2 separate regions of the Homo sapiens genome follow, and region 1 is linked to region 2. Evidence: read pairs that join two places in POLR2A ChIA-PET (ENCODE). Cell type or tissue: MCF 10A. All regions are shown on one strand. Links, peaks and the distances in the headings refer to the core of each region. The heading gives the core; the rest is flanking DNA. Region 1 has its middle 500 kb from the start of MEAT6. Region 2 has its middle 5.4 kb from the start of MEAT6.

Region 1 (4,403 bases), core at 147-4,146, 500 kb after region 2:
CATATATATACACCACAATATTTCATTGTATTGTATATGTATATACAATGAAATATTAGAGTACAATGAAATATTAGAGTACAATGAAATGTAGAGTTAGATATTGTATTGTACACTGAACATTTGTATATGTGTATACAATGAAATATTATTGAGTCTTAGAAAAGGATGGCTGGGCCCAGTGACTCATGCCTGTAATCCCAGCACTTTGGGAGGCTGAGGCAAGTGGATCACCTGAGGCCAGGAGTTCAAGACCAGCCTGACCAACGTGGAGAAATCCCATCTCCACTAAAAAAATACAAAATTAGCTGGGCATGGTGGCGCATACCTGTAATCCCAACTACTCGGGAGGCTGAGGCGGGAGAATTGCATGAACCCGGGAGATGGAGGTTGCAGTGAGCTGAGATCATGCCATTGCACTCCAGCTTGGGCAACAAGAGCGAAACTCCATCTCAAAAAACAAAACAAAAAAAAGGAGTCACTGCCATTTCTGACAACATGAATGAATCTGGAAGACATGTATAAATATGTTGTGTGTGTGTAGATGATAGATAGATAGATAGATAGATAGATAGATAGATAGATAGATAATGAATACACGCACAATTTCAGTTTATATATACACACCAAAATTGTTTTATTCATTTATTCATTGATGAATTGGTTGTTTCCATATCTTGGAAATTGTTTCTTCTATATATTGGCATAGGTTATTTCTGTGTCTGGTTTATGATCTCACTTATATGTGGAATCCAAAAAATGTCAAATAGATAGAAATAGAGAGTAGAATTGTGGTTACCAGGGGCAGGGAGTGGAAGGAAATGGGGAGATGTAGGTCAAAAGCTACAAACTTGCATTGTATAGGATGAATAAGTCTAGAGAGCTAATGCACAGCATTGAGGACTAGAGTTAAATATTGTATTGTACACTGAACATTTGTAGAGTTAAATATTGTATTGTATATTGAACATTTGCAAGGACAGTAGATTTTAAGTACCCTTAACCACAAAAAAGATGACTGCATGAAGTGATGAATATGTTACTTTGCTTGACTGTAGTAATTATGTGGGTGTGTGTATATATATATATATATATATATATATATATATATATACACACATACATATGCATATGTATTTCAAAACATCATAATGTAAACCTTAAATGTATATAAAAATAACTAATTAAAAAGAAGACACTGGAAAAATATCCTCAATAAAAAACCCCACAACTCACAGCAAATATTTGAAAATACGACCAAATTTTAAAATAAAATGTGAAATATTTAGCCAGGTACAGTGGCTCACACCTATAATCCCAGCATTTTGGGAGGCCAAAGCAGGAAGATTGCTTGAGACAAGGAATTCGAGACTAGTCTGGACAACATTACAAGACCCTGTCTCTTCAAAAAATTGAGAAAATTAGCCAGGTGTGGTGGCACACACCTGTAGTCCCAGCTACATGGGAGGCTGGGACAAGAGGCTTGCTTGAGCCTGAGAGATCAAGGTTGCACCAAGCTGGGATTGTGCCACTGGACTCCAGCCTGGATGGCAAAGCAAGACCCTATCTCTAAAATCTAAAAAGAATTAAAAGTAATAATATAACATATTTTTCTCTAGTGTCTTGAAAAGATTAAAAATTTGACAGACTGGAGTTGCCAAGTATTAATAATGGGTACGTTTATCTTATAGTGAAGGAGTGCAAATTGATATAAACTTTCTGATGAGAAAATTTGAAAAAATGTATTAAGATATAAAATGTTCAGCAATCACATTTCTGGGGCATCTTGTGGAAAAAAAGATCACAAATGGAAATCATTGTAGACAGAAAGATATCCATGATTGTTTTCATAATTGTGAAAAATGTACAGCAAACCATATTTCATCAATGTGAAATTGGTTTATGTGAAACACAGCACAGATATAAAATGGAATAGTATGCAGTCAGTGAAATGCTGATGCAGACGAATTGACAGTGGTTATTTCTGGTGGTGGAATTTCAAGCTTTTTTTTTAACTTTCTTTACACATGCTGAGATGATTGAATTTTTATACTTAACATTTATATTCTAAAAAATAAAAGCTTTACAAAAATCATACTTTTAATAACCATTCAAAGGCTATATCATATTATACTAAATATAGCAGCCAACAGTCCAATATATTGCTCAATGACTTACAAAATAATGGAGATCCTCACTTTGCTAGCTCTTCAAATGTGGATGTAGCCTTAACCTTGAATTAATTGAATGTTAGAATGTAATCTGTGTGTATTCCATAAGGCTAATATGAATTTTATGCCTGCTATTCAGAGTTGTAGTTTCTTTTATTGTGCTTTTGGCAGTCTAAGCAATAATTATAGATATCTCTTATAAAAACCTCTGAACTCCTGCCTGGATTTATAATACTATTCATGTTGATCTGGAATTCTTTTGAATAGCTTTGTACATGATTAACCGGAATAACAAATGAGTCATCGCATAACACACAGTGCAGAAATGAGGCTGTATCTTTTCAGGAACAAGTAGTCCCTATTGCCTTATGATCTGGGGATAGCTACTTAGCCTCTAGACTCATACTCAGTTTCAAAACAAGAATGTTTAACTCGTGTCAAAAAGCTAAGGGTGTTTTGTTCATAACTTTTTTCTTGTGAATGATTTGAGTTTCGACAGAGCTGAATGAACAGCAACATAGTGAATGTTGACCCTGAGATACCAAAAAATCCACATTCAACAGTAGATTTATAACCAGCTTGTCTTCGAATTTTAAAGACTGTAAATAAGGCCGGGCACAGTGGCTCATGCCTGTAATCCCAGCACTTTGGGAGGCTGAGGCGGGTGTATCACGAGGTCAGGAGTTTGAGACCAGCCTGGCCAATATGTTGAAATCCCATCTCTACTAAAAATACAAAAATTAGACGGGCGTGGTGGCGCACGCCTGTAGTTCCAGCTACTCGGAAGCCTGAGGCAGAAGAATCACTTGAACTTGGGAGGCAGAGGTTGCAGTAAGCCAAGATTGCACCACTGCACTCCAGCCTGGGCGACAGAGCAAGACTCTGTCTCAAAAAAACAACAAAAAAAAAAAGACTATAAATAAGGTATATTCAATATAAATCATTGAGCAAGTTTATTTTTGTTTCCTCATCTTGGGGAAATTTGTTAGCTTTTCTGGATAATTCTCAAAGATCCTATGTAGCTATTTTGTCTTACTGCAAAATACCATTATAGTTTAGCCATATGAAAAGTATAGTTTTAATAAAATCCTCTTCAACAATATTGCTAAAACCTTGCTTCCTTTTTTTAGTGCCAATGAGTCAGTTACTGTGTATTATTTCATCAGTGTGTTTTAACACTATTTGATAAAATTTAGACTCATGAAAAATCACGTAGTTCTTACATTCATCCACCATCTGAATTTAGAAGACATAAAAGCTAAACACTAAGTAAGAATCAATCAGAAATTAATATTAATTATCTTCCACATTCATCCAACTGATTCAAATGGATTAATTTCAATGAACTTCCCATTCAGAAGGTTCACGGATGTCTCTTTCATTCATTCTCTTCTGGTTTTACAATTGATCACAATTTCCTTTTGGCCGTTTTGCCAACCAGGTAACATTTCTTGAGAAAAACCTTTCCTTGGCCTTGGTGTTTCTTCAACTGTACCATCTCATGTCATTCATCTCCTGGAAATGCCAAAGAGAAATAATGAATGCTTCCGTTTCCTCACCCCTCTCTGTCAGATGATTAATGCACTCGTAAAGATTAAGTATCATGGTATAGTCTTACCTTTTTTGTTGGAGCTCTCTCTTAAAAGGCTGTTAGTCTGCAGCAAGTCTCTTGTAGTTTTCTTCCACTCTAGTTTCTTTAACACACACCCCCTGGGTTACTTAAGTTTTCTCTGTTTACTTAGCTTCTTTCGCTCTTTTTTTCTGCCTTTGCTTCTTCCTACTCACCCACTAAAGGCATCGATCTCCCCAGACTGAATCCCAGAAACATGCTTTCCAATTCCGTTGTTATCAGCCTTTCCCCAGTTTTTCAAACATTAACTATTACCTACTCCTCTGACTTGCGTGTTTTATTTTTTCATCATGGACTGTTACCAACTATTTCTCCATTGTATCTTTCATGTATTTTATTTTCCATTTCTATAGCCACTAACAGCATTTGTTCATTTATAGGCTTGTACAGAGTTCTAATCATACTAACAATACATTTCATAAAGCTCCAGATTGCTACGTCTCTTCTTCTGAGGCACTTCACAGTCATCTGCTATGAAAGCTCTATGAATATGAGAAAGAAAAACTCTCAATAGTTGAAGTTTACTGAAAATAAATTAAACCCTCTAGTATCAATTATTTTTTAACAAACTCTTTCAAATTCTGGTACCATCTTTTTTTTCA
Region 2 (4,403 bases), core at 207-4,206:
TTGTGCATAGGTGGAGTTTCTATGGGCAGCCCCCATGGTTCCATAGTTGAGTCCTTAGGATCTGTGAACATGCTGAGATTTCACTTCCTGGATTGTGTTATGCGGACAGTAAAATAGAAGATGGCCTGGATGTGCCCAATCTCATTACAGGAGCTGTGGACGGGAGAGGAGAGCAGATCTCAGAAAGTTTGAAACATGAGAACTTCACCCACTGTTGCTGGCTTTGGAGATGGAGGAGGTCATAGCCAAGGAAGGCAGGCAGCAACTAGAAGATGCTAGAACTAACTAGAAGTGGAAAACAACCCTGGATCAACACCCAGCATGGGAACAGGACTGTAGTCCTATGACTGTGTGAAGCCAATTCTGCAAACAACATGAATGAGGCTACACATGGCTTTCCCCTGGAATATCCAGTAGGCAGACCTGCCAACACATTGATGGTGGCCTTGGGAGACCCAGGACAGGGACTGTTCACATTTTACCTGGACTCCTGACCCATGGACACTGTTAGACCATAAATGTGTGCTGTGTTAAGCCAAAAAGTTTGCAGTAACTTGTTTGACATGAATCGAAAATTTAGAAATAGAAATAAATACACCATAAAAGGGTCTCTGGGACTCTCAAGGGCCCATAGCCTTTACTTTGAGAACTGCTGGCTTAAGACATCATTTGGTAGACAAGTAGGGGAGGACTCATCTGGGATCTGTGCTACCCCTACATTTTATAATTTCTTACATTCTATTTTGGCACAAATATCTTTTGTATGCTGAATTCAGGCTTTTCTATGTCAACTGAATCAAGTTTCAGCATTGTGAGATGAAAACTTGGGCACTCATGGCTACATTTGACCTACAGATGACAGTGTGGCCCACATACACTGGACCAAATCATTTTTTAAATTAGGTGACAACATTTAAACGTCAAGAAATATAAATGGTGACTGGAGGCAGTGGCTCACGCCTGTTATCCCTGCACTTTGGGAAGCCAAGGCAGGAGGATTGCTTGAGCCCAGGAGTTTGGGAGCAGCCTGGTCAATGCAGGGAAACCTTTCTCTAAAAAAAAAAAATTAGCTGGGCATGGTGGTGTGTGCCCGTGGTCCAAGCTGCTTGGTGGGCTGAGATGGGAAGATTGTTTGAGCCTGGGAAGTTGAGGCTGCAATGAGCTGTGATCACTCCACCACACTCCAGCCTGGGTTACAGAGCAAGACCTCATTCAAAAAAAAAAAAAAAAAAAGGAAATATAAATATAAAATATAAATGTTACATATACACAATAAAAACTATTCACCATAAAAATAAATGAAATCCTGTCTGTTGCAGCAACATGGATGGAACTGGAGGCCATTATCTGAAGTGAAACAAGTCAAATACAGAAAGACAAATATTGCATGTTCTCACTCCTAAATTGGAGCTAAAAAATGTGTACACATGGACACAGAGAGTTGAATCATAGACAATGGAGACTCAGAAAAGTGAGAGAGTGAGAGGGGTTGGATGATGAGAAATTACTTTAATAGTTAGTTATTACACCAAACACCCTGATTTACACATTACACAATCTACGCATGGAACAAAATTGCACTTGTACCCAATAAGTTTATACAAATAAAAAAAATCCAGACTGCTTTAAAATCCAGGCTTCTCTAAAAACTCACAATGTACACCAAGGTGAGCCCTGATTCTGTTAGGACGACATTCAGTTGAAGCCCACCTATTCTTCCAAGAATGTGCCTTCCAACGAATCCGAGGCTCCACAGCTGCTCAGGTGCTCCGCGTTCTTCTTCTCTTTCACCTGCGGCATCTTTCACATCACCTTCCTGATGCCTGTATCCAGTAGCTCCCAGTTAGCCTGGGAGATGGACTGAGTCAGGGGCCAGGTGATTTCATTTCCCATCTATATCCCTGGGGCTATATTTCTCCTTGGCTATAGCTACAGACTGTTTGCTAGAAGGCGGGACTCCCGCTTCACTTAGTGAAGCTTGATTTGCCCAGAGGAGGGGCAAGAGAAACAGAAAGAGAAGCAGCCCAGATGAGAGAAAAGGTGCTTTAACTTTGATTGCTGCAGATTTTCTTGGCGTTTAAGTGCTGATGAAGCAGGTATGATTTGGGAAAGATGCTTGCAAGGTTCCTAACTGGAAATTTTTAAGTTTGTTTTTTTAACTTTTTTTTTTTTTGCTGATTGTTAGATCCCGGGGTCCAGGTCCAGCCCATGCTGTGGTCTGAAGGGAGTGGGTGGATGGGCAGAAAGAACACTGGGGAAGGGAGAGGGAGGTCGTCTGCAGGTGAATATGGTTTTATTCAGCGTCAGCTCTCATCAACAGCTTTCTCACACTAGCTCTTTACACTGTGTACCCTGTCTTGGCTCCTTGAGACAGCGGCTCCTACACACGGCTGCGCGGCCAGCTCTCCTCTGCCTTCAGGGTCAGCAGCTTAACTCTTTCTCTCTCTGGGCATGAGTGCAAGCCGTGCTGTGCTGTGTCATGCTGACCCATGCCCTGGCTCCCCTCTGTCCATCTGCAAGACAGACAGCTCTGGTTCTCTCTCTTTCTCTGGGTGCCAGTGTGCCTGCCACGTCAAGCCACACTGAACTGAGCCAAGCCCTGTGCACAGCATCAGCAGGGCAATTATACCTTCTACAGACAATAGTGGCTCCAAGCCAAGCACAAACTTACACAAAGAGGTTATATAACAAGTGGAGGTGTGCTCCTCCCTGCCAAACTCTCTGAGTCATGTGGGCCCGGATATTCACCTCGGCCTATTCCTTGACCAGAGCACATCCGAGTAACTTACAGTGATAGAAGCCCCTTTTCAATGTGCATATCTATTGTGAGACTTTGGGACATTTCTAAGCACGAGGAATGTGATAACTGTGAGGGGCTCTTAGCTGCCCTTGTATCTGAGTGTCACTCACAAACACAGCGAACTTAGAGCTGTTTTAACTTTCACCAGGCACACTACTTTTTTTTTTTTTTGAGACAGTCTCACTCTGTCGCCCAGACTGCAGTGCAGTGGCGCGATCTCGGCTCACTGAAACCTACTCCTCACACCATTCTCCTGCCTCAGCCTCCCAAGTAGCTGGGACTACAGGCGCCTGCCACCATGCCCAGCTAATTTTTTGTATTTTTAGTTGAGACGGGGTTTCACCATGTTAGCCAGGATGGTCTCGATCTCCTGACCTAGTGATCCGCCCACCTCGGCCTCCCAAAGTGCTGGGATTACAGGCGTGAGCCACCGCGCTCGGCCGATATAAAGTCATTTTCAAATAGACTTGTCAAACCAGGTAATTTTTTAAAGTTTTTTGGATTGCATTATAAACAGAAAAGCACACAAATCATAACTAAACAGTTCAATGATTATCCCTAAATCAACACACTCATGAACCACAATTCAGTTCCTTGCAATTTTTACCGAATGGGGTGTCTGATGTGGTAGCCATCCTTAAAATCTTTTCTTCTGAATATACTCTCACTGATTTGAGTCTGTGGTTATAATTATATCCATCATGTTGGAAAAAAAAAAAGGATCTGCAGTAGATCAGAAAACAATTACTCTTTTTCTGTTCCCGCTGAGCTTTCAAACCCACTCCGTGGGACAAGTTTTTCTCCTGCGTGTGAACGAAGTGGAGCACAGAGGCAAACATTTTCAGTTCACTCTTTAGTGATAGACAATTTTCCAGTCATTTCTATCTGTCCATGAATAGCCTCAGTTCCATCATTAGAATGTTTAATTCAGGTGAAGAAAGAAAACATCTAAAATTCATTGGAGATGAACTCTATTGGTTTAAGCTTGCTAGAAGACAGGGATCCTGTTGTTAGGGAAGGGATTTTGTGGTCTAATATTCCCCACCCTATTTAAGAACTTTGTTTTCTGATTCCTGTAAAGTTACGGGTGTAGAACAGAAAAAAGTAGAGAATGGGCTGGAAACGGATCCTGTCCTAAAACCTTCCTGGACATGATTGTCACCTGAAGGTGCCTCTGTCTAGGTTTGACACGTAATCTACTGACTCATTCTCTTTGCTCATTTGTGAGTCTTGCAGGAACCCTGCAGCCCACAGCTGAGGAGCTTTTGCCTTCAGCATTCTTGACCCAGCCATGTGTGCCTTAGTCTTTTGTGGTCCATGCGTCAGTTGAGGTCATCTTTCCATTCCAAATATTTTACCCAGAGAAGATCCAGGGAAAATCCAAGTTCTCTCTCACATCCACTACCTCATGACACTGTCAGATAGATAAGATTCCAGGGAATGCAATATTGACCTCTGCAAAGGGGTCCTGGCAACCTCTGTTCATAAATGTTTACAGGAGGCACTCCTTGCTGAGGGGCACTGCAGAGGAAACAGAGGGGACGTTTTCTTTAAGTAAATGATCCTTCTGATCACTTATTCCTACCCTCATGTATCTTTAACG

What was found. Peaks named below come from ENCODE experiments on the same cell type or tissue, not always from the same donor. Only the 100,000 strongest peaks of a DNase experiment are listed, where the experiment ranks them.
Region 1: POLR2A ChIA-PET joins it to region 2 with 9 read pairs; 2 of 35 experiments call an interaction of 5 or more read pairs at or near these places.

What each region holds. Positions count from the first base shown.
Region 1 is chr6:164,320,839-164,325,241 of GRCh38, reverse strand. No RefSeq gene overlaps it. Among named protein-coding and RNA genes, the nearest start is that of MEAT6, 500 kb to the left of the region's middle. In MCF 10A, for the core only: no CTCF peak of the experiment used is centred there; a DNase peak (open chromatin) is centred at 2,501.
Region 2 is chr6:164,825,271-164,829,673 of GRCh38, reverse strand. No RefSeq gene overlaps it. Among named protein-coding and RNA genes, the nearest start is that of MEAT6, 5.4 kb to the right of the region's middle. In MCF 10A, for the core only: no CTCF peak of the experiment used is centred there; DNase peaks (open chromatin) are centred at 1,923 and 2,663.